6 separate regions of the Mus musculus genome follow, and regions 2, 3, 4, 5 and 6 are each linked to region 1. Evidence: chromatin loops called from intact Hi-C (ENCODE). Cell type or tissue: heart. All regions are shown on one strand.

Evidence for each region. Hi-C counts contacts between places; a loop is a spot of excess contacts. Peaks named below come from ENCODE experiments on the same cell type or tissue, not always from the same donor. Only the 100,000 strongest peaks of a DNase experiment are listed, where the experiment ranks them.
Region 2: it touches region 1 in a loop (2.6-fold over the local background); 7 of 42 quality-filtered maps call a loop at or near these places.
Region 3: it touches region 1 in a loop (3.0-fold over the local background); 5 of 42 quality-filtered maps call a loop at or near these places.
Region 4: it touches region 1 in a loop (2.2-fold over the local background); 7 of 42 quality-filtered maps call a loop at or near these places.
Region 5: it touches region 1 in a loop (4-fold over the local background); 10 of 42 quality-filtered maps call a loop at or near these places.
Region 6: a loop joins it to region 1, with 2.5 times the contacts of the local background. A loop is called at or near these places in 7 of 42 quality-filtered maps.

What each region holds. Positions count from the first base shown.
Region 1 is chr19:42,088,712-42,092,711 of GRCm38, forward strand. Pi4k2a (phosphatidylinositol 4-kinase type 2 alpha) reads left to right here and starts at 1,724. Exons shown (of 9, transcript NM_145501.2): 1 at 1,724-2,225. The coding sequence starts at 1,791. In heart, a CTCF peak has its summit at 1,829; DNase peaks (open chromatin) are centred at 650 and 1,590; H3K4me3 peaks cover 2,728 bases; H3K27ac peaks cover 2,372 bases.
Region 2 is chr19:42,033,312-42,037,311 of GRCm38, forward strand. It overlaps Ubtd1 (ubiquitin domain containing 1), which reads left to right. Exons shown (of 3, transcript NM_145500.3): 3 at 278-1,330. The coding sequence ends at 663. It overlaps Ankrd2 (ankyrin repeat domain 2 (stretch responsive muscle)), which reads left to right and starts at 2,716. Exons shown (of 9, transcript NM_020033.2): 1 at 2,716-2,811. The coding sequence starts at 2,725. In heart, a CTCF peak has its summit at 2,218 (motif pointing right); DNase peaks (open chromatin) are centred at 1,150 and 2,210; H3K27ac peaks cover 1,393 bases.
Region 3 is chr19:41,978,509-41,982,508 of GRCm38, forward strand. It overlaps Mms19 (MMS19 cytosolic iron-sulfur assembly component), which reads right to left and starts at 2,628. Exons shown (of 31, transcript NM_028152.3): 1 at 2,491-2,628. The coding sequence starts at 2,605. Ubtd1 (ubiquitin domain containing 1) reads left to right here and starts at 3,255. Exons shown (of 3, transcript NM_145500.3): 1 at 3,255-3,500. The coding sequence starts at 3,431. In heart, a CTCF peak has its summit at 2,380; DNase peaks (open chromatin) are centred at 2,093 and 2,843; H3K4me3 peaks cover 2,475 bases; H3K27ac peaks cover 2,088 bases.
Region 4 is chr19:42,142,299-42,146,298 of GRCm38, forward strand. No RefSeq gene overlaps it. Among named protein-coding and RNA genes, the nearest start is that of Marveld1, 3.1 kb to the right of the region's middle. In heart, a CTCF peak has its summit at 2,426 (motif pointing right); a DNase peak (open chromatin) is centred at 2,443; H3K27ac peaks cover 364 bases.
Region 5 is chr19:42,149,932-42,153,931 of GRCm38, forward strand. Marveld1 (MARVEL (membrane-associating) domain containing 1) reads left to right here. Exons shown (of 2, transcript NM_183195.2): 2 at 867-1,772. Among named protein-coding and RNA genes, the nearest start is that of Marveld1, 4.5 kb to the left of the region's middle. In heart, no CTCF peak of the experiment used is centred here; DNase peaks (open chromatin) are centred at 943, 2,220 and 3,229; H3K4me3 peaks cover 127 bases; H3K27ac peaks cover 22 bases.
Region 6 is chr19:42,164,440-42,168,439 of GRCm38, forward strand. No RefSeq gene overlaps it. Among named protein-coding and RNA genes, the nearest start is that of Zfyve27, 4.1 kb to the right of the region's middle. In heart, a CTCF peak has its summit at 1,919 (motif pointing left); a DNase peak (open chromatin) is centred at 1,903; H3K4me3 peaks cover 391 bases; H3K27ac peaks cover 547 bases; H3K27me3 peaks cover 913 bases.

The DNA of each region.
Region 1 (4,000 bases):
CAAACATCTCTGATTTCCAAGCCCATGTTTTTATGTATTACATTTTACACTATAATTGTATTGAAATTATTTATTTTATTATTTATTTTATATGCATTGGTGTTTTGCCTGCACTCTGTGCCTGTGCGAGGGTGTCAAATTCACTGGAGCTTGAGTTACATAGACAACTGTCATGTGGGTGCTATGCTCTTACCTACTGAGTCATCGCTCCAGTCCCTCCTTATTATTATTATTATTATTATTATTATTATTATTATTATTATTATTATTATCATTTTCTCTATTCTTCTGAATCTGTCTGTTTCTCTCTCTCTCTCTCTCTCTCTCTCTCTCTCTCTTCTCTCTCTCTCTCTCTCTCTCTCTCTGTCACTCTCTCTTCTGTGCCTGTCCGTGTGAAGGTACCTGAAAAGGCTTAAAGGAGGGTGTCAGATTCCCTAGAGCAAGGCTTAGAGGTTTTTGTGGCCCACCTGATATGAGTGCTGGGAACTGGTTCCGGTTCCGGTTCCGGTTCCGGTTCCGGTGTAAGAGCAGCAAGTGCCTTAGCTGTTCCTCCATGCCTGCAGCCTCTGTTCTGTCTCTAGGTTTAGAGTGGATGCGCTCTACATTGCACTCCTGCAAGCTCTGCCCTCTGAAGCTTCCGGATGTCACGTGCCCTCTGCTGGCTCACTAGGCCTTTAGTGTTTAGCTCTGCTTTTCCTCAGCCAAGCAGGGTGTCCTAAATAGGCTTTAGCCTTCTTCCTCCTTCACTTTGGCAATGCTCCCTGTGCATGGTATGCCTTTTCTTCCCTTCTCCCCTTGCAATTCAGCTACTTCCTTTAGCAGCTGGCTCTTGGTACAGACCCTGTATACGGCCTTTTCTCACGTTCTCAAGTCTATGAACTATTGCGAACTTTCAGCTAATATTGTTAGCTTTATATCTGTCTCCGGTGGTGCTTATACAGAGTGAGGACAAAGCTTCTTCCTTTTATTAATGAAAACGAGGACCAACTGTGTCTAGACATTCAGGTGAATAAAGTCACGGACTAATTTATTCTCAAGGGACCAAAGCTTTCCTCAATGATCAGATTTACATAGTATATGAGCAAAGCATACTATGTAAACTGCATGAAGACTGACATTTATTATTTACTTTTGGTTTTTCGAGACAGGGTTTCTCTGTGTAATCTTGGCCGTCCTGGAACTCACTATGGCCGCAAACTCAAAGAAACAGATCTACCTGCCTCTGACTTCCAAGTGCAAGGTTTAAAGGTTTAAAGGCATCCGCCCGGCTGAGGTACTAGGATTTTTTTTTTTTAACTTATTGCGATAGCACAAGTGACCTATGTCATTGTTGTCGTTTCAATTCTTTGTCCATAGCTGGTGCTTAGTGACACAAAAATGACATTTTGCAGTTTCACAGTCAGCTCAGCGTAGCCAGTCAATAAGTTAGCAAGGAAGCAGCTATCGGAAAAGCTTCCGAAGATCTGTCTGCCAATTGGAAGCTGGGGCGGGCTAAGGGCAGAGGGCGTACCTAACCCGGGTTTGTCTCGAGCATGCGCGGTCTCCACAGAAGGTGACGCGAAAGCTAAGGAGGCCGCGATTGCGTAGGCGCAGGTTCTGATTGGCCACTACACAAGCGCGAGGGGCCGTGCCTACGCGTCGCCAAGTAAACAGGACAGGCTAGGGGCGGAGCTACGGAGGCGCGGCTCCCTGGTTGGCCAAGCGGGAGGTGGGGGAGTGCCGCGGATTGGTCACGGCCGCGAGCTCGCTGGTGTGGAGCGCGCCGGGTCCCCGAGCCGGCGGCCTGAGGGATGGACGAGACGAGCCCGCTAGTGTCCCCCGAGCGGGCCCAACCCCCGGAGTACACCTTCCCGTCGGGCTCCGGAGCTCACTTTCCGCAAGTACCGGGGGGCGCGGTCCGCGTGGCGGCGGCGGCCGGCTCCGGCCCGTCACCGCCGTGCTCGCCCGGCCACGACCGGGAGCGGCAGCCCCTGCTGGACCGGGCCCGGGGCGCGGCGGCGCAGGGCCAGACCCACACGGTGGCGGTGCAGGCCCAGGCCCTGGCCGCCCAAGCGGCCGTGGCGGCGCACGCCGTTCAGACCCACCGCGAGCGGAACGACTTCCCGGAGGACCCCGAGTTCGAGGTGGTGGTGCGGCAGGCCGAGGTTGCCATCGAGTGCAGCATCTATCCCGAGCGCATCTACCAGGGCTCCAGTGGAAGCTACTTCGTCAAGGACTCTCAGGGGGTGAGCGCGGGGGTGCGGGCGCAGCGGGGGCGGCGCCCTGGGACCGGGGAAAGGGGGAATCGAAAGGGTGCAGAAAAGAAACTTCAGCGCCAGCCCCCGGCGAGATTGGGGATGCTTCTGGGGACTGGAAGTGGAGAAACCTCGCGGGATGAAGAAATCAATCAGAACCTTTTTGCAGGGGAAGGCGTGAGCGAAAAGAGAAAAGAGGAAATTGACCAGATACGGGGCAGAAAAGTCCTGACCCAAGCTGCTTTCCAGTCGGTCCCTTAGCTTCAAACTACTGGGACAAGTAGCTAGTCATTGCCTCCAGATTCAGGGTTTTAGACCTATTCTCTTTCACCTTTTATTTATTTATTTTAGTTTGGCCCAAAGCTGTGTGTCGACCCATCACGGACTCAGAGGATTTAATTCCCTCTTGTGTTGTGGGGCTGTCTTTGTAGGGATCCCAGGTTTCTTATTAGCAGTCATTGGTGACAGCGTGGGTGGATTCGTCAGTGTCATCTGTCCTGATTATTGCTCACTTCTGGGAAAAGGTTCATATCGTTGCTTATGGTTCCTCAGTGTCAGAGTGTGGAGCTTTAAAAACACGAAACTGTCTCCTGCCCTTTAATTTTTCCTTCAGTTCTATATTAGCAGTTTACTTAGCTAGGGCAGTTTTGCTGACCTTAATTCTGTCGCCTGCTTTTGTACTGGGGGGGTGTGGAAGCAGGATAATGTGGGGCATGAGGTGACTGAGGCAGCGAAGAAGTGACCTTTATCCATTTGAGACTTCATAAGAATTTAAAACTTTGGACACAGATCAGACCAGAGCTATTAGAGGATTAGTAGGTCAAGATATGTCAGCTCTTTCTTGTTGATGTTGTCAGATGTGCCAAATGGTTCATTTTAAAAATTTACTATTTTTATATGTATTAAAATTATGGGTGTTAAAGTTGTATCAAAATTCCCTCCCTTCCCTCTCCATATATCGCCCCCCCCCCCCCCACACACACACCGTTTCTCTCTGTAGCCCTAGTTGTCTCTGGAATTCACTCTGTAGACCTGGCTGGCCTTGATCAGCCTGCCTGTACCTTCCCAGTGCTGAGATTAAAGGCATGTGCCACCACTGGGCAGCTGGTCTCTTGCATTTGTGTGTGTGTGAATTTAAAAACAAAACCAAAAGCGCAACCTTAAAAATTAGCAGGTGTGGACCAAGCCTTTAATCCCAGCAATCAGAAGCTGGGGGTTCTTTGTTAATTGGAGGCCAGCCTAATCTACAGAACGAGATCTAGGGCAGTCGGAGCTACCTAGAGGCACCCTGTCTCATTTCACTGTAGCCCAGGTTGGCTTCAACTCACATTCCTCCTGCCTGAACCTCCAGGGTACCGTGTGGACTCTTTGTTTATCTTATTTTTTCATTTTAAAACTTTTTTTTTTGTTCTGTTTTGTTTTGTTTTTTGAGACAGGGTTTCTCTGTATAGCCCTGGCTGTCCTGGAATTCACTTTGTAGACCAGGCTGGCCTCGAACTCAGAAATCCGCCTGCCTCTGCCTCCCGAGTGCCGGGATCAAAGGCGTGCACCACCACGCCCGGCTATTTTAAAACATTTTATGTGTCTTGATATTTTGTCTTTATTTATGTGTCTTTTCCCAGAGGATGGTTGGGTCCCTGGAATTGGAGTTTCAGATGACTGTGAGCTGTCATGTGGGTGTTGAGAATGGAACCCCGGGTCTTTTAGAAGAGCGGCAGCTTCTGAGCCATCTCTCCAGCCCCTTGTGTGCTCGTTAGATGGGTTGC
Region 2 (4,000 bases), 55 kb before region 1:
CCTGATGATGCTTCTTGGTTTTTTTGCTGTTTTTACGTGGTAGGCGTGCAGAAGAGAGGACTGGGTGGGTTCTCTGTTTTTATTTGGTAGGCATGCAGGAAGAGAGGACTGCTCGGGTTCTCTGGGGCTTTTCCTTGAAAGGAAGCTGGTCCTGTCATTTACCCGTGTAATCTTATTCCTTCCAAATATGCCTTAACATGGGAGTTTGGGGGACACAGCATTCAGTGTGTGACATCAGGCCCCCCAGACTACACTGATCACCCTGCCTTTCCCACAGGAACTCTTTGTGAATGCTATGACGAGCTGGGTAACCGCTATCAACTGCCCATCTATTGCCTGTCCCCACCTGTGAACTTGCTGCTGGAGCACACGGAGGAGGAGAGCCTGGAGCCTCCCGAGCCCACCCCTAGTGTGCGCCGTGAATTCCCACTGAAAGTGCGCCTCTCCACAGGCAAGGACGTGAGGCTCAATGCCAGCCTGCCTGACACGGTGGGGCAACTCAAGAGGCAGCTGCACAGCCAGGAGGGCATTGAGCCATCCTGGCAGAGATGGTTCTTCTCTGGGAAGCTGCTTACAGACCGCACAAGGCTCCAGGAAACAAAGATTCAAAAAGACTTCGTCATCCAGGTCATCATCAACCAGCCCCCACCACCCCAGGACTGACGGACTGACGGACTGACGGCACCAACTCCTAGGAAAAGAGGCCATGGGGGGCCCTGCAGGCTGTGGGGCCCAGTCCTGCCGCCTTCCAGTGCTGCTGTCTTCTTCAGGGGCGCCTCCCACCGCCCTGCTGTATGGCTCTTAGTGAGCTGCGAAGGGACTTGCCCTCTGGGGCACTGGATCCACCAGTGCTCAGCACCCAGGGAGCAGTGCTGCCTGCCACACACAGGCCTTGCCAACCTTGGAGAAAAGGCACATGGCACTCTCCACCACAGGTTGGAGCCATGGGGGCCGTCCTGGCGACCTGTCATCTGGTGCCACGCTGTGCTCACTCCAGTTTTCTGCTCAGGGTTGGAAGCAATTGCTGTCTCCCCTTTATCCCTCACCATGACTCTGCCCTGGGCACAGTGCCAGTCCCCTGGATGGGGAGGGAGCCCGGTGGGCCCCAGGGCTTAAGGAGCTTCAGGTGGGCCTCTCTGCCTCTCCCTGCACCCAGCACAATCTGCAGAGATGAGGCGGGTGGCTGGATAGCCAGGCTTCATGGCAGGGGTTTGCACAGGGCTGTCCCCAACTGTAACCCAGGCAGGGTGGGGTCCGAAGCCTGGTCATAGCCCAGCGGGGCCCTGTGTACAGACACATCTGCATTTTATCAATAAAGCCTTTGCTCCTCTCTTGCCTAGCACATGACTTCCTGTTTCACAGCACGCCAGCCAGCCGGAGCCCAGAGCTTCTGCTGGCTTGGCTGCAGATGGGCACAGCAGAGCATCCAACTGATGCTCCTCCTGGGGGCCCTAGTCTCATCCAACCTCGCTGTGTTCTGTGGGTCCTGAAAAAGGCCACTTCACCTCTGAACACAGTTTGCTTTCCTTTAATGGAGAGATGGTGCCTCCCACCCTGCCTCCTGCAGCAGTTGCTGGGACAATTATGTGTCTGTGTGTGTGTGTGTGTGTGTGTGTGTGTGTGTGTTGGGGGGCGGTCCAGATAGGAAAAGTGAAGGAGCACCCACAGAGGGCAGCATAGCCATGTGGCAACCACCCCACAGGGCCCACATGGGATGCTGTGTCAGAGCGTGGGATGACAAGCTTCCAGAAATGTGCGAGCCAGAGACAGACAGGGCTGTCTCCTCCTGTTTCTTCTGCAGGACTGTGTACATCACCAGAGGGGAATCTCGGGTGCCACTTGCAGTTGTAGAAGTATGGAACATTTGTAGTCCACTGGCAGATTAAACCTAGCTCATAATGACCTCGGGCTCCAGGCTGGGAGTCCCAGGCGAGGAGCTCAAGTGCAGGTCTGCCTTTCCTCTGTGTATTCTCTGTTCTCGGGGAGTGTGACCAGCTCCGCCCACGGCAGTCTGGCATCGCCTAGTACTCGTGAGATGGCCTTAGCTCTGAACTCTGACTTCCTGAGCTCTTAAAACAACACTAGGTTCTGCTGAGGACTCCAGGAAGATGAAACAAACAGATGGACAGGTTCTGTTCATGGCTAATGGACACGCCATGCAGCATAGCCGTGTTTCCCTAGGGCCCATGGGACCCATAGCAGCCACCAGAGGGCAGCAGCCGTTCCAGCTCTTGCTTGGAGAAGGTCTCGGATGCCCACAGGTCTGCTGGGGCTCATACTTGGTTTTTCAGGCTCCCCTGCCTGGCACAAGCTAGACAGCATTTCTGGGCATCCAGCAGGTGGCACTCCAGCCAGACCAATGGCAGCATGTAGGTCCTTTGCAGCCCGTTCACCCTGGCTAAGACTTAGCCAGTTCCCAGCACTGAGGACACACTGGACAGGCCTCTTTCCCGCAGCTGTCCTTCGGGGCGGTGTGCCTTCTGGCTCTGGTAGGCCAGAGGTTAGGGGAGGGGCAAGTTCCCTGGCCTGGACAGTGGCTTCCCATGCTCCCTGGGGCTGTCCGAGGTGAAGGTGACAGGTGGGGGAGGCAGGTGGAGAGTTGAGCTAGTAAGCTCATGACAGATGGAGAAACGAGCCTGTGAGCTAATGACAAAGGCGCCCAGTGGGCGGGGTGGGTGCTTGGGCCTATAAAGACCCCATGCCCTGTGGCTTGCAGAAACAGTCATGGAGGGTACCATGGAGGGGCCCGAGGCGGTGCAGAGAGCCACAGAGCTCATCGAGCAGCGGCTTGCCCAGGAGGAAGAGACTGAGGTGGGAGCTGAGGTGAAGGGTGTCGGGGAGGGAGGGAGGGGGGCCTCAGGGTTAACGGTTGGTCCATCTGTGCTGTCATGAGAAGGGAAAGTCGGCTGCTACCTGGGTCCAGACAACATGCTACTTCCCAGGGCCCAAGCGGGATGTTCCTAACATGGTTGTGGGTGGTGGGAGATGGGGCTTCAGCCCCGCAAACAGGCACTTGGAGGGGGCAGGCCTTCCCGAGACCCTGCCCACTCACCTGGGCTTCAAGAGATAGACTGGACTGGACAGAGAAGACAGATGAGTATTCTCTGGGAAAACCAGAAAGGTAAGGTCCTGACACACACACACACACACACACACACACACAGAATGTCCCCTGGATGCCAGGGCTGGTTGCTGCGGGAGAGCAAACTGACAGGAGTCAGGAAAGGAGATGGGGAAGGGCAGCTGGGACTTAGCCAGGACTGTTGGCAGAGGCCTAATGCACACACGGGTACGTTTTCTCTTGGCTAAGTTAAGTGGGGCTGGACTACTGACTGGTCCTGCTCTACATCTTATTCAAAAACAGTTGAGCCAGGTGTGGTGGTACAATCCTATAATCTCAGAGGTGGAGCCAGCCTGGGCTACATGGTGAGATTACCCCCCCCTGGGGTGGGGGTAGAGGACCAGGAGCCTAGAGTCCAGTGCGTAGGGCGAAGGTGGGCACTAATTGTAACCTTTTATTTGTATCATCAACTAAGAAGAAGGCAGAGGGCAGAAACGGGCGTATGGAAAATGGAGAGTAGTGATGAATGGGTGGGTGAGCCCTTCTGGTCCTCTGGGACTACTCTGGTCAGGATGGAGTGTGAGCTGGACCTTTGGGATTAAGAAGTGTGGTCGGGATGTGGGGAGAGGTACTTGAGGCTAAACAGCAGATAGATAAAAGTGGTCATGAAAATGTGTGACAGACACCAAGAGCTGGGGCTAGAAAGAGGGCCAAGGACAAACCAGAGAAGACCAGGTAAGAGGTGCAGGCTCCGTGAGCAGTGAGGACCACTGACTGTTAAGAGTGCTGTGCCACTGTCTGACCTGTTATAGAGCCGGTTCTGATGTTGCTGATGTTATTAGAGGGGGAAGGGGGAGCCTATCGGAACTCAGAGGCCCCCATCATTTAAGAGAAGTGATGAGCTCAGATTTATCAAGGGGAGTGTGGACAGCAGCCGAG
Region 3 (4,000 bases), 110 kb before region 1:
ACAAGCTAGAGTCATCACTGAGGAAGGAGCATCCGTTGAGGAAATGCCTCCATGAGATCCAGCTGTAAAGCATTTTCTCAATTAGTGATCAATGAGGGAGGACCCATCCCATTCTGGGTGGTACCATCCCTGAGCTAGTGGTCCTGGCTCCCGTAAGAAAGCAGGCTGAGCAAGCCACAGGGAACAAACCAGTAAGCAGCACCCTCCATGGCCTCTGCATCAGCTCTTGCTTCCAGGTTTGAGTTCCTGTCCTGAATTCCTCCAATGATTGACTGTGATCTCCGAGTACAAGCCAAATAAACCCTTTCCTCCCCAACTTGCTTTCTGGTCATGGAGTTTAGTCATAGCAATAGAAACACTAAAACAAGATGATAGTTCAGGCTCCCTTTTTTGACATAACAAAAAAAGGTATTTTATGAAAAAATAAGAAGGCAGTTATTTAAGCTGTCTTTTAAAGATGTGTTATGCATCCATAAAATCCAAAATTATTATTCCCAGAGTGCACAAATGTGGAAGAACAATTACAGATAACATTAATATAGTAACATCTATCTTGGTATGGGGGTGGGTTTAAGTATATCTAAGCTTCTGTGAAAACAACGGTCCTGATATATAGTTCACCGGATCTAAAGTTTACCCCCCAAACAAACCAAAAGCAAACACTAGTCAATGAGGAGCTCGATAAAGAAGTTAGAGATTAATGTATTGATCTCTGCAGTTTAAATGGGTAGGTTTGTGACAATTCAAATTAAAGAAAAAAATGTTAGTGATAGGCTCTAAGTAGTGAGTCTATGATCTTTAAAAAAAAATTTAAGTTGGGCAGGGGTAGTGCATGCCCGTCATCCCAGCATTTGGGAGGGGGATTTAGATCTTTGAGTCCAAGACCAGCCTGGTCTACAGAGTTTCAGGATAGCCAGGGCAACACAGAGAGAGCCTGTCTCAAAAGACAATACACAAACAGATAAATAACTAAAAATTAAAATTCTTTAGATTTTGTTAAATGCTGTGAAATCTCCATAGTAAAATCTGGGGGGAAATGGCATTGATAATAACCCATAACAGACTATACTTGATTAAGTTGTAAAATGTTATAAGCTTAAGTGCAAGTACCAGGGGCTTTATTTTCTTTCTGAGATTGGGGCTCACACTGTAGCTGAGGCTGGCCTAGAACTCACTAGCAAACTTGCCACCCCCCTGCCAAATCCTGGAACTAAAGGAATGCACTACCAAGCCCAGCCAATAGCAGGCATTTTTGCCCCTTGATGCTCTGGAACCATATATTTACCTCTTACAACACAGTTCTTTCTCTCACTAATTATAATAGTTTGATGGCCATAGATAGTATCTTATTTGTATTTCTGTCCTCAATTCTTTTCATGCTGGGTAAAAAATACGTGCTCAGAAATAATAGAATGGCAGAGAATGTGGACTATTGCTAAGGACCAACATATATTTCTAGCAGTTCATTTCTCACATATTCTAAAAATTAATCTGTTCAATTTGCTAAAGAAACTTCTTCACCCATAAACTTCCAAACATAATTTTTAAAAACCCGCATCTATATCCATTTTTTATTCTATTTCTTAAACCCGACACTGAAGGCCTAACATTCAACATTCAGAAAGAATTCTAAAGAGGCACCCTGGATTTGTTCAAATCCTGGATAAACTCGGAACTGAGAGATTCCTGAAATTGGAACTCTGGGAAGAAGGATAAAAAAATGGGACATTAAAAAGTTATAAATCTAATTTATCAAAAAGCCTATTTGGGGCTGGAGAGATAGCTCAACAATTAAGAGGACAGACTGCTCTTGAAGAGGTCCTGAGTTTAATTCCCAGCAACCATATGATGGCTCACAATCATCTATAATGGGATCCGATGTCCTCTCCTGGTGTGTCTGACAGCGTACTCACATACTATATATATATATATATTCTTTTTTTTAAAGCCTACTAAGACACATAAGTGAATCTTTAAAGACACTAGTCATCTACACGCCCACCGACCTAGAGCCAGACTGGCTCCTCCCCTCCTCCATCCAATTACAACCACTCAAACAGCTGGAGCGCACGCTACTTCCAGGAAGGCAAGAGGCCGGAGCGTAACCCTTGGAACCCAGACCTTCTCACCTAACACTCCGCAAACAACGCGGTCCTGCGGTGCAAGCACCAGGTTTGGACCAGAACACCCGAGTCCAAGTCCCAGCTCCACTTCCGGACTCGTCTGTGCCTTGCACAAGTCTATTACTCTCGGAGAAATGTAATGATTCTCTATGGACCACAGCGAGATGCGGAATGTAAAGAAAGCTTTAAGGAAGATGCAAGCGACTCTCCAACTTGTTAGGGCAGTAGCGCTCCCAGCGGGGGCAGAGCGGCCAGAGGACCAATCACAATCACCTCTCCCTTCACTCCCTTCCCGCCGCGCGCGGGTGCTGAGGCCGCTCCCTGCGGTCCGGCCCCTGCAGAAGCCTCGCGGCGTTGTTTGCCATACCTGCAGCCACCTGGTCAGCGGGCCCCTCCTGTTGACCCATGACGAAGTCTTGCACGAGGCCACACAGGGCGCCCATAGGCGCCACTGCCTCCTCCAGACCGGTGGCGGCAGCCATGACGCTAGCCAGAGATTGTGGGAGGGGGAAGTGGGTGTGGCTACGAGATGTGTCTCTCCGCGCACGCGCCTCCATGGCCAATAGTTGGGCGCAGACTTCAGGGGCGGGGCACCTCCAGGTCACGTGCCTGCCGGCTCTGGGCCAGGCAGTCCCTTCAGGGACCTAACGGCCCCTCCCCAGAGGGCGGGGCCTGGGCCGGGGCGCGGCTCCGGGAGGGGAAGTGACTGCCGGGCACGCAGCCGGGGCGGTTGAGGGCGCATAATTCCCGGCCGCTCTCCCCGGGAGACGGGCGACAGGGCGGGCACCTGGCTGGGTGGGGCCGAGGGGCGGTACGCATCCTGGGAAAAGCCAATGAGAAAACCAGACCCGGCCCGAGGGGCGGTGCCGTCGGTCACATGCGCACCTGGGGCGGCTGGCGACCGTGGCGCGGCCACCCCAAGCGGGAGGAAGGGAGCGGGGCCGGGCCGGGGCGGGGTTAGGCAGGTGAGTGACAGGCTCCGGGGGGCCGGCCCCAGCTGGGAGCTCGGAGTGATCCTGGAGTAGCTGCGGCGGTGTCCGCCCCCTCCCTCCGCCCCTCCAGCCGGGCTGGTCTCTGGCCGGGCACTGTCGCGGGCCCCCCTGGCCTGGCCACCTCCCTCTCCGCTGGCCCGCAAAGTTTGTGGCGAAGCCGGCGTCGGGCAGAGCGCTCCCCAGGGGAGATCCAGGAGCTCTCGATGTCGGGCTGCGGGAGTCGTTGACCCGGGGACGCCGCGGTTCGGGGCAGCAGCGTGGAGCAGCCGGCCGACCGCCGCCTCTGGTGCATGGGGGACCGGCTGAGAAGCCAGCATGGGCAACTGCGTGGGGAGACAGCGCCGGGAGAGGCCGGCTGCTCCGGGACACCCCCGCAAGCGAGCAGGTAACGCCAGGAAAGGCAGCGGGGTCCCGGCGCGCTGCCAGTTGGCCCTTGCCTTGCCCGAACCTTGGGGTTCCCGAGCGACCTCGCTCGGCGCCGGGCGCTTGGGTTCCCCCACGGCTTCTCGGAGCCAGACGGGGCCCTCCCCGGCGCGGGCTGTCTGGGAAGCGAGTTGGGGTAACTGCGAGCGCTGACCCGGCCGGGAGGCCAACTCGCTCCCACCGGGAAGCTGGGGATGGGGGCGGGGGCAGGAAATGTTTCCAGACCGCGACGAGGCTGGCGGAGGGGGCCAAGCGAGTGCGCCGCGGATCTGGCAGCCCCGGCCAGGGTCGGCCGGCGGCCGGCCGGGGCGCGGCGTGGGCAGCCTGCGTCCCCAGAAGTCGGAGCGATCGAGGCGAACACAGTCGCTCATTCCAGCGAGTCACTGTGTCATTATCGGGCTGCAGGTCGTTGTCTGCGGGAATCCGACTTGTAAAAAGCAGTGCAGGACCATGGAAAATAGA
Region 4 (4,000 bases), 54 kb after region 1:
CACCCCATGGACTAAACATTCAATCACATGAGTCTATGGGGGCCAAACATATTTAAAGCACCAAGTTGTTGGGAGGAGGGAGGGAGGAGGGAGAGAGGACTAACATAATAAAGCAAATGTCCACACAAACTCCTGCAGCCCCAGCTCCAGTGTGGGTAGCATCTTCTGGCTTCCAGTCTATCAGAGAAAATGCAAGCCTCGGGTTTAGGAAAGACTGTTTCAGAGGAAGAGAGTACCGGAGAACACCTAATGCCCTCTTCTGGCCTCTCTCTCTATGCCTATACTCACACTTGCACACATACACATGTGTATAGCCCTACCCAGACACACATGTACACATATACACAAAAAACCTTTTGTCCTATTGCTGCGAAGAGCCACCATGATCATGGCAACTTTTTTTTTTATAAAGGAAAGCATTTATTTGGGGGTTGCTTACAGTTTCCAAGGTTTAGTCCGTTATCACAGTGGGAAGCATGGTGGCACAAAGGCAGACAGGATGCTGGAGAGGTAGCTCAGAAGTTCAACATCCAGAGCTGCAGATGGCAGGAAGAAAGAAAGACACTGGGCCTGGCTTGAGCATTTGAAACTTCAAAGCCCATCCCTAGTGAAGTAACATATTTCCTAAACGACCACACATACTCCAACAAGGCCACATGCCTTAAACCTTTCAAGTAGTGCCCTCTACCCCATGACTAAGCATTCACATCAATGAGCCTGTGGGGGGCCATTCTTATTCAAACCACTGCAGACATGATTTTAAAAATAACTTAGAGAGATAGAGGAAGACACTCAGTGTCAACCTCTGGCTTCCACATACACTTGCGTATACACTTATGCAAACATTTAAACATGGAGACACACACACAACTAATGGCCAAATGGTTTATCATTTTCTTCCCTTTTTCTTTTGAGAGAGAGTTTCATGTAGTCCAGGCTACCCTAGAACGTGAAGTCCAGTGGGAGGCTCCATTAACACCCCTGGGGTCTCTTCTTGATGGCAAGACTCAAAAAAAAAAGTCTGGGCCTGGACAGCTGGAAAAGGAATTTGAATAGCAGTCTTATCCCACCGCCTGCCCACTCCATGGGATGTTAGCTAACCAGACCACAAGGTCCCCAGGTGCTCACTGTTGCCCCTGATGTCTTGCCATCAAGAAGAGACCCCAGGGGTGTTCTGACTCCCTCTTCTGGAGTGTCTGAAGACAGCTACAGTGTACTTACATATAATAAATAAATAAAATAAAAAATATATAATTGACACAGGGCTAGAGAAATGGATCAGTAGGGAGTCAGATCTTATTACCGGTGGTTGTGAGCCACCATGTGGTTGCTGGGATTTGAACTTCGGACCTTCGGAAAAGCAATCAGGTGCTCTTACCCACTGAGCCATCTCACCAGCCCCCAGGCCCAGACTTTTGTCCCTAGCTCCTGCTCCTATCCAGAGTTCAGGCTGCTTGTGGCCTGGGGACCCTGTGAGGGACTGGATTAACAAATCACTTAAGCCGGGCGTGGTGGCGCACGCCTTTAATCCCAGCACTCGGGAGGCAGAGGCAGGTGGATTTCTGAGTTCAAGGGCAGCCTGGTCTACAAAGTGAGTTCCAGGACAGCCAGGGCTACCTGTCTTGAAAAAACAACAACAACAACAAAACAACAACAGCAGCAACAACAACAACAATCAAGTCACTTAACTGCAAAACTCTCCTCCTCTATGGAGAAACGAATTGCCTTATCCCCAGGTTGCAGGCTGCGTACACACAAAGAGGGGTCATATATGTGCCATGGTCTTATATTCTGGGTATACCCAGGGGAGACTCCAGCAAGCTCAGAGCCCCCTGGGGATAGCCCCACCCAAAGTTTGTCTTCAGTTTCCTCTTGTCTGAGTACTACCCACCCTCTATGACACTTGTGACTGAAAATTCCCCAGTCGTCCTGTCAAAACTCCCTCCTCTTTTGTGGTTTGCTTATAACCTTCCTTTCCTTGACCTCTTTTGTCCCTTAGCAACCAGTGAGTGCCAACACTTGAGAACAGGAATAAACTCTCTTCCGCCGGGCAGTGGTGACGCACACCTTGAATCCCAGCACTTGGGAGGCAGAGTCAGGCGGATTTCTGAGTTCGAGGCCAGCCTGTTCTACAGAGTGAGTTCCAGGGCTACACAGAGAAACCCTATCTCAAAAAAAAAAAAAAAAAAAAAAAAAAAGTCCTCTTCCTTCTGACATTCTGTGTTTGTATCTGGAAGGTGCTTAGATTTATTGAGTAGGACAGAATCAAAGCTTTTCTCTAAAACTGTATACTTACACTTTTCCAGAGAGTCTGTTCCGCCTCCTTTTAGAATGTTTTCAAGATTCCAGAAGCTAAAAATATCGTCCCAAAGCTTTTGAAAGAACTCTTCCATGTAAGGAGCCCAGTGGAGACGCTTGAAGCTGAAAGTTCATGTCCACCAGGTGGCGCCCTAACCCACACATCTCCTGCTGCCTTTTTTTTTTTTTTTTTTTTTTTTTAAGATGGAAGAATTCTTTCCTTCCTCCTAATGTTAATAGGCTCCCTGCTCCCTTCAGCGGTCCAGCATCCAGATTCAACTGCTAGATGCACTTTAGAGTCTCAGCCATAGGCAAGGGCACTAAGCACATCGTTCCAGGGGCTGCTAAGTTAGGATCAGAACATACAGGTCTGGATTTTCCAGTGGGACACAGACTCTGCGTCACTTTTCTGGGTCCCTGCCAGTGTAGCTGTAAACAGAACATGAGAAATATATAAAAGTGCTAGGATTGTGGATGAGAAGTCATCTTCATCTGTGCCCTAGCAGCTCCTGAAACAAGGTCAACTGCTTCAACGCTCTGAACCCACTCTTGGTCCCTATTGGTGGGTCAGAGCTCAGAACACCATCACCAGGAGCAGTAAATACAACTTCTTCCACGGGGTCTAGCACAATAAACATCCCCTTCCCCAAACCACACATATCTTACATCCCTGGCCTCTAAAATGGTGCTCAGTGTTTAATAAGCTCTCATTGTCTGCTTGCTGCATGAAATTATTTTACAGATGAAGTAATCAGGCACAGAGGGCTGGGAAACCCCTCCTCCGTGCCCGACGATGGAGTGAGCAATGGAGTGAAGAACTCACTCTTGTTCTCAAGTGTTGGCACTTGCTGGTTGCTAAGGGACAGAACTCAAGTAAGAAAGGCTATGCTGTCTTGTGTGGGTATGCTACACACCACAATTTAAGCATTTATAATATGCATCTGGAGCTTTCTTGAGTAGTATGTACTGGGGTGGCAGTGACAGGCCAAAGTTTTTTTCTTCAAAGGGGAACCAGGCTGCAGGGAAGGGCACCTACTGTTCCAGGCCAAGGGGATGGGACTCTGAAGTGTATGATCAGCTGTGGTTTGATGCAGGCATTGTCCTGTAGGCAAATGTGGCTTGCTTAGTGTCTTAGTTAGGGTTTTATGGCTGTGAAGAGATACCCTTACCACTAAAACTCTTGTTACAGTGTCATGGCAAGAAGCATGGTGGCATGCAGGCATACATGGTGCTGGAGAAGGAGCTGAGAATTCTACATCTTGATCCGCAGGCAGCAGAAAGAGACTGTGTTCCACAGTGTTCCAGCTTGAGCACATGAGACCTTAAAGCCCACAGCCACAGTGAAACAGGTCCTCTAGCAAGGCCACACTGATTCCAACAAGGCTACACCTCTTAACGGTGCCAATCCTTATGGGCTAAGCAGTGAGTTTATGTGGGATGTATCTATTCAAATCACCACACTTAGGTCCAGTACTATTCCTGCAGCCAATTGGCAAGCAACTCCATTTGTATGTACTGAGGGGCTCCTACATGCCAGGCTCAGGCAAAGATGGATAAGCCAGAATAGACCAGTTTTTGATGTAGTAGACTCAGAACTAGGGATGATTCAAATGGAGGCCCAGACAAACAAATAATTGTCAATGTGGGGAGCTCAACCTTAAACCAGTAAGTGCTTAAACTGGGTATGTCTGCTGGTGAGGGA
Region 5 (4,000 bases), 61 kb after region 1:
TGGAGTGGAATATAAATTTTATGTAGCACTTACTACAGCCCTACTGTGTGGGTACACTGCTTGAATGCATGTGTTCTTTGTCCTACTCTGAGATCAGTGCCCAAGTCTCCTTGGTGATGAGTGATGGCGGTTGGCTTTGAACCCTCACAGTCCAGTTTCTTCAGTACTAGGCTATATTATGTGTAGAAAGAGTCAATACATTGTTGATGTGGCTAATACTTTTTCTGAGGCTAAGGTATGGCTTGGTGGTGCCATTATGTGCAGTAGGTACGAGGTACCTGGTTCAGGACCCAGCATCAGAAGTAGTTTTTCCTAAATTGGAAAAAAAAAAAAAAAAGCAGGACCTAAAACTTACCCTTATAACCAGCTTAAAGGGCAGTTTGAACTTGAACTGCCAAGTGAAGAGAGTCACACAGTGTAGCCATCACCACCATGTACCTCCAGAACTGTTCTAAAAAAACCCAGAAAGTCTGTACCCACCAGGATTCTGGGAGTTTGAGCTGTGCATGCTTGTACAGGCATGTAATCCTAGGGTGTTGGAGGTTATGGAGGGTAGATTATGAGTTCAAGGCCAGCCTGGGCTACATAGTTCCAGGCCAGCTCCAGTCACACAGTAAGACCCTATCCTCCAAAGAAACAAAACAACAAGCAGGTTTGTTGTTGTTGTTGTTTGTTTTAGTTCCTCTAGGAAACCCCAGAGCATGGCCTCCTGTGTTCTTCAATGTCTCCAGCTAGCTCTGCTGCCCAGCTCCACAAAGGATGATTTTCCCTCCTTCCTTTCCCACCAGAGACAGTAGTGGTCTGTGCCTGGGGGGAGCTTTGCTGGGACACCTTGATAGCCAGTGACTCTTGTTCTTATGTTGCAGGTTTCCATGTTGCTGAGGCCTCCAAGATTCTCAGAGCAGTCAGAATGGCCCTGCCTGATTGGCTGAACTGGTCTCCCTGGGACCAGCAGAAGGTTTGGCAGTCTTCGCTGCTTCGGGGCAGTGGGGAACAAACAGTCTCTTTTGCAAGTGTCTAGTGGAAGAGCCGTGGTAGAGAAGACTTGATTTCTTTCTTGATACAAGAGGATTCCCAAGCTCTTATGTTATCATTTAGGCACAAGATCTGGTCACTTGGGACTGAACTCTGCCCATCTCCCATTGCCTAAATGACAGGTGTCAGTTCTGGCTCCCATTCCTTACCTGTTTGCCTTTCTTAGATCACCGTCTAAGCTCAGGTCCAGTCCCCTCAGGATAGGCTCAGTCCCAGCGCTCTGGGTCTGAGGCCAGCACACCTTACTCAGGAGCACACGTCTTGGCCTCTCTGGTGCCTCATCTACCCTCGCGTGCCTATAGCACTCGGGAGCTCACGAGCTCTTCTCCACGTGCCTTCCAGCTTTGACTCCAGCAGCGGGCATGGCGGTCCCTCCGTTTGCCACTCGTGAGAAGCACAGATAAGATTATTATAATACCCACCTTTCCTCAAACGGCATAGTATGATCGCCCTGCTGTGGCCCAGAGCATTTGGAAACTGGTAGCACTCTCCCTGGCTTATCTCTCTGACACCAGGACTGGGGCCAGGCCAAGACCACCCAGACAGCTCCCCACCATAAGTCTGGGGTCTCTTGTGGGCCCAGGAGACAATTTCTACAGTGTGGACAAAGGCCAGGCAGGGTGGGTTTTGGTGTAGGGAGGGTAGTTACAGAGAGGGGCCATGTGCCTTATCCAGTAGTGTATTCATGGTCACCCCAGTATGCTTTTTTGGAATAAAGTTTGTTTTGTCTGATCTTGTGTTTGGGTCTCACGGCCTGGTCCTCTGTGGTAACTTTCTGCTGGGTTCCCTCAGACTCAGCCCTTGCCTTCTGGGAGAGAAGGGAAAATGAGCTCACAGGTTTCCACTGTGGCTAGTCAGGGCCTGAGGGCAGATGCAGAAGAAGAAACACTCTGTTTTGGGTTGGTGCTGAATAGAACTACAGAGCTTTCTCCCTCCTGTCTGCTCTCTACTGGCCCCTACTTATGAGTGCCACTCCCTGTCAGGCTGGGAGTGACTGTTTGTAGAGCCAGCAGGGTTCTGTTTTGGTCCAGCCCATTGTATCATACAGAGGAGTTAGTCCAGGGCACAGAGGCAACGTGTCTAACATCATATGAGAAAAGTTGGAGGCACCCGGAGCCCAGGCCTGGTTTATTCCTGCTGTGCCTGGCCTGTGGCCCTGACCCCCCCAGAGGTTATTGGCCAGGCTGTTCCTGCAGACAGAGATGCCCTGGAATAGAGACTTGGAACAGAAGGGAGCTGTATCTTGGGCTCCCCCTGCTGGTGGGAAATAGGATTCCGCCATCAGAGCTTACATCGGGGAGCAGCTCGAGCTGGGACCTGATGCGGGATGTTCTCCAAGCCTGCCTGCTCTTCCTGATGCCTTCTCCAGAGAGACACTCAATGGCATGGGCACATGCCCACCTCCCTTCTCCTTTTGTTTTGGTGTAGGATTTCCAGGGTGAAGGTATCACTTGCTGCATCCCCATCTTCTCTCTTGTTTGTTTCTTTGTGTGCTTGTGTGTGCACATGAACAGGTAAATGGGCACACGGAGGCCACTGTCAACTTCAGATGTCTTCCTCATCTTCCTTAGTTGCAAAACCATGTAATTCCGGCTGCGATGGAACTGGCTATGTAGACCAGGCTACCCTCAAAGTTCTAGTGACCCACCTGCCCCTGCCACTACACCTGGCTTCTACCTTATTCTCTTTAGATATTTTTAAAAATTTTATGTGTATGAGTGTTTTGTTCCCATGTATGACTGTACTGAAATACTTTTATTGGGGGGTTTTCTGCCCCACTCTTTCCCATTTAGCTCATCACCCAGATACATCAGAATTTATTAACAAGCTACAAACCTAAACTGGGCAGGCCCTGAGACTATTATAACCCCGTAACTCTGTCTCCGCCTCCTCGTCCCTGGGATTACAGGGATCATACTCAGGTACATCATATCCAGCTTTTAGTCCGGGTGCTGGGCACCTGAACTCGGCTCCTCATGCTTGCACACCAAGCTCCGTATGGGCTGAGCCATCTCCCCAGGCCCTTCAATTTCTCAGACAAAACTAAAAGTTATGCGGCTTCACACGAGGGGTTCCCGTGTTCTGGCTTTCCTCTTAGGATGTCGGGCGCCGCTACGCTGGCATGCAGAGGGCAGGTCAGAATGGGTCTGGAATGGGTGGGGTCCCAAGTCTGCCTCTTCCTTCCAGGGAATCAGACGCCCGCTGTTGGCTGCCAACCAGGCCAGCGGTGGGTGAAGCGGAGGCCAGGACCAGCAGGATCCCAGTCTCATTAGGAGTGAGTGGAGGGTGGGGCAGGAAGGCCTTCTCCGAGGGTCTTTAAATGAAGCAGATCTCTGAGATGAGACGATCTTAGCTTGTTCGTTTTGTTGTTGTTGTTGCTTTTTTGTTTTGTTTTTTTGTTTTTAACTGGGGGTGGATTTGAACGTATACATTGAAGGGAAGGTGTGAGAATATCCACAGAGGAAAAGGTTGGCTGAAGGCTAAGACTACTGAGATGCCTCACCAGCGTGGGAAGCGCTCTAGGCGCTGGGTATGTGACTGACTGCTGGGCACAGTGACCACCTGGTTGGAGGTCATCTGTGTACATCCCCTGAGGTAGGCGCGGAAACAGGGAAGGAGCTCTCAAGTTCTGAGATTTCCCGGGCTTGTACTTGCTCTAACTTGCCAATTCCGTGCCAGTTCCTCTGGTGGCAAGGCCCACATGCCCTGAAGCTTGCTGGGGCGGAGTAGGTACTTTTACCTGAGCTACTAGAGGGTCAACACCTATTACTGCCTCTGCCCTTGTAGAGAAAATGGAACCCTGAGGAAGGAAGAGCCTTGTCCAAGGTCACAGGCTGACTGCTGACTGGATGGACACTTCTTGACCCCTTGTTGTCCTTGGCAGGCCTTGAAACCTAAGTGGAATTTGGTTTTCCATCTTTGAGGTCAGTTGCTTAGCTGGGGGCGGCGGCGGGGGGGGGGCACG
Region 6 (4,000 bases), 76 kb after region 1:
AGCTGGAAAGCTCATTACTCATGAGCTCTTCTTTCCCAGGTACAAGAACATAAAGATGTATTTATGGAGCACCGTTCAAGGGCAACAGGAGCAAAGCTGTTGATCAAAAAGAATTATACAGTCAAAGAGTGCATTTACATACAAAAGACGAAAATGCAAATGCTAAAGAGAACCCGAAGACATGTGCCAAACATTCTTTCCTTTTTCCATTCATTAAGAGAAGGGGAAGCACAATTCATACAACGTAGAATTCCACATAACAGTTTTCACTTCAAGATGAATTTTACAGAGCTAATATAAGCCATTGCTACCAGCTCATTCCAGAATAATTTCAGCCTCAAAAGAAACACTGTGTATCTTGTCAGTAACTCCGATTTCCCTCTTTGCAGCATAAAGTCTGTTCACACTATTCATTGGGCAGCATGAAGTCTGTTCACACTGTTGGGAAGCATAATGTCACACTGTCTGTTGGGGCAGCATGAAGTCTGTTCACACCATTTGTTGGGCAGCCATCACCACTGCCCCATCTGCAGAGCTCTTCCCATCTCACAGGATGGAAATTCTCACTAAACAACTCGTTTCCCTTCACTTATTATTTATGCATTTTAATAAACAGTCTGACTATGTAGCTCAGGCTGGCCCAACAACTCACAATCCTCCCTCTGACTTGCTAGTACTAAGGGTGCAGGTTTGCACCACCAAGCTCAGGTAGACACTGACCATCTAGTGTGTCAGGTCTCTATACTTGGTTTAAACTGGAGATGCCCAGATGTTGAATGTCTGCTCTCAGAAGCTCAGGGCACCACGGGAGAAATGCAGGGTGATGGCCGTCTACCAGAGGTAGGACAGAGTTCTGTCCAAGCATAGAAAAGGAGGCGAGGGGTTAAATGAGAGATGCCACCAAAGGCATTTAACAGGATGTGGGTGGTGAGTGGGAGGTGGTCAGGGGCACGCCCTCCACAGGGTCTCTGCTCTTCTCAGCTGCTAATGTTACTTTTGTATAATCTTCCTTCCACACTTAAAAAAAAAAAGTTATTAATTGCTGAATTGTTGTATTCGTTCTTATGTATGAGGCGTGTGTGTGTGTGTGTGTGTGTGTGTGCATGTGTGGGGAAGCGGTGCAGAGGGTGACTTTGCAGTTAATTATCTTTAGTCACCTTTATATGGGCTTTGGGGGTCAAACTCAGGCTGCCAGGTTCGTGCAGCAAGCATCTTGCCACCCCATCCCCGCCACATAAAATCAATACAGTATTGTAAAAGTGACTGAGTGCTATATGGGGAATTGGTTTCTTGCCTTGTTCCATGTTGGATTTCTTGCTCGGGAATGTTAGTCATAGTGCCGGTAAGACACTCAAGAATCCCTCTGGAGAGCCCCAGCTGAGAAGGTACCAAAACCTTCTTCCAGTGTGACTGTATGCTCATGCCAGCACCAAGTTAGCAGCCACTCAGCGCCAACGCTTACAGGGACAAAGCTCCATCCAGCCTCAGATGCAGGTGAAGCTAAGAACTAGCTGAGGTGTCATCCAAACCTACACACTGTCCATTCAAACACCTCCAAACCCTAGAGCCCTAGAATAGTGTGAGGCAGTGCATGTTAACTGCTCCTTAAGGAATTTTGTTTTTGTTTTGGAGGTGCCCTCTTGCCCAGGCCAGTTACCATGGTTCTGGGGATTGAATCCGGCCAGAGCTTTGTGTATGGCAGGCAAGAGCTCTGCCAGCCCGAGGTGTTAAGTTTGAACAATTTGAGAGACAATAATTTGAACAAGTATTGAGAGACATGAGAAAGATAAGGAATATTCTGAAGAAGTGAGAAAACAATAGAGCCTAGCACGGAAGATCTGGCCAGGAACCGGAATTTGAAGTGCAGAGATGATTCCGAAACTCACAGTTCTCGGGAAGGGTAGGCGAGTGCGCCCCCTCGTGGCAGAAATCATGCTTAACCATTCAACCTTCCCAGCTTGCGCTCAGAATGTCAGCTTAGAATTCCTCCAAAGGCCATCGTGAATTTTATGACTCAGTTATGTGGCCCATAAACACACTCCCGTAGCGATGCAAGACTATCCTCTGAAATGTCAAGTTAATGTGTTAAGAGTCCTCTCTGGTCATTTTCTGTTCTTTCTTAGCCTCTTGTTTTTATTTGCAAAGCCTGCTGATTCATGATTTTCAGGAGGAGACAAATATGTAGAATTCAATTATAAAATGTCAGAGCTAGGCCTGGAGGTATATCTAAATGCTATAGCACTTGCCTAGTATATGCCACACCCTGGGTCCCATTTTTTACCAGTACTGAAAATAACTAAGATAACCCCAAAGTATCTTATGAATAGGGCAAGGCTTTGCTCATTGTTCTGGTCTTTAGAGCCTTCTTTTATTCGCTGATATTTGTCCCAAAAAAACCCCTAGGAGTTTGGGAATCATATTCCCCAATCCGAGAGTAGCTGAAGGGGAAAATAAATATAATTAACATTGCCACCAGTCACAGCCAGCCTCAGGTCAGACACAGGTGGGAAAGTTGCCAAGAAAATGAAATTTGCCTTTGGGGAGAGTTACTGATGGTAGAATGCCAGGTGGTTAGGTCATCGAAATAAGCAATTTTTTTCTCTAAGGAAGGAGGCCTTATTTTCTTTGAGGCAGGATATTGCTATTTAGCCCAGGATGACCCATGGTGCTGGGATCACAGGTCTGCTCTCCCACACCTGACTGGAACAGAGGCAGGTAACTCTAACTCTCCCCTATGCTCAGACTTTTACTGGAGGAACCAGTGCGTTGTATTCTGTCTGAGTCGAATTAGTGCCTCCTATGGAACTAAGAGCTCCTGGAGACTTTTTTTTTTTAAACCGAGACAGGGTTTCTCTGTGTAGGCCTGGCTGTCCTGGAACTCACTCTGTAGACCAGGCTGGCCTCGAACTCAGAAATCTGCCTGCCTCTGCCTCCCAAGTGCTGGGATTAAAGGTGTGTGCCACCACTGCCCAGCGAATGAGACTTCTTATTTCTACCAGACCCAATGCACCATTTTAAGGGAAGAGATATTATACTGGGCCTTAGAGTGGAAGAAACGAGAACATGCAAACTTGGAAGATGCGGGCGTGAGTGCCCAGACCTTGGGGAGATACTGACAGGCATGAATCACTTGGGGAATAGTTGTGCTAGAGGCTAGGTGCATTGAAGTTACTCCAGCCAGTTTTCCCGGTAGCCTCAGTCTAGGCAGAGGATCCATTAAGCAAACAGGCAAGCGACTTTGCATGTGCCAAGTGCAGGACTGGGCAAGCCCAGGGAAGCAAGCCAGACGGACACCTATCCCACTGGGGTGTATGAGGGAAGACTCCCTGAAGAGGTGAGGTGAGCTCTGAGCTGAGCTGTGAAAAGAGTAGGAGGTGGTCAAAGCTGGAGCAGGTTCTGGAGGAGCCGAATATGCCTGGGCCTGGGGGGCGTGTCCCAGGGGCGTGTCCGGGGGGAGTGTCCCTGTGTCCATGAAGATGGTCTCAGGTGAGTATCGGAATGGGTAATGGTGTGTGTGCAGGAGGGAAGAGGGAAGAGTGGGAGCGGCTATGGACCCTGTAGGTTCAGGGATGAGCTGGGTCAGAAGAGGGAGAAGCGGGGTCTGCAGAGGCTGCGTGCTTGAGAGACTAAGGGGGCCCCTGGGAATAGTCATCCAAAGGAGGAGGTAGATTCCAGCAGACAGCTTTAGTACTACGTGTGGCATTCTAGACTTCTGGACCTCCTACAATGATGATGAGTCTCCTCGTCCTCCTCCTGGCCTTGAACTAGCTATGTAACTGAGGATGGACCTCATCTCCTGATACTCTTACCCCCATCCCCAAGTGCTGAGATTACAGCCATGTACCTGGAGTTGATGCTGGAGATCACACCTAGGGCTATGCAAATACTCTAGCAACTGAGTAGAGTATTTCATTAACTCTGGGTCTACATCACTAACTCTAACCAGCCCCAGGTCCTCTGCAAGAGCAGCAAGTGCTGTTAATTGATGAGCCACTTCTCA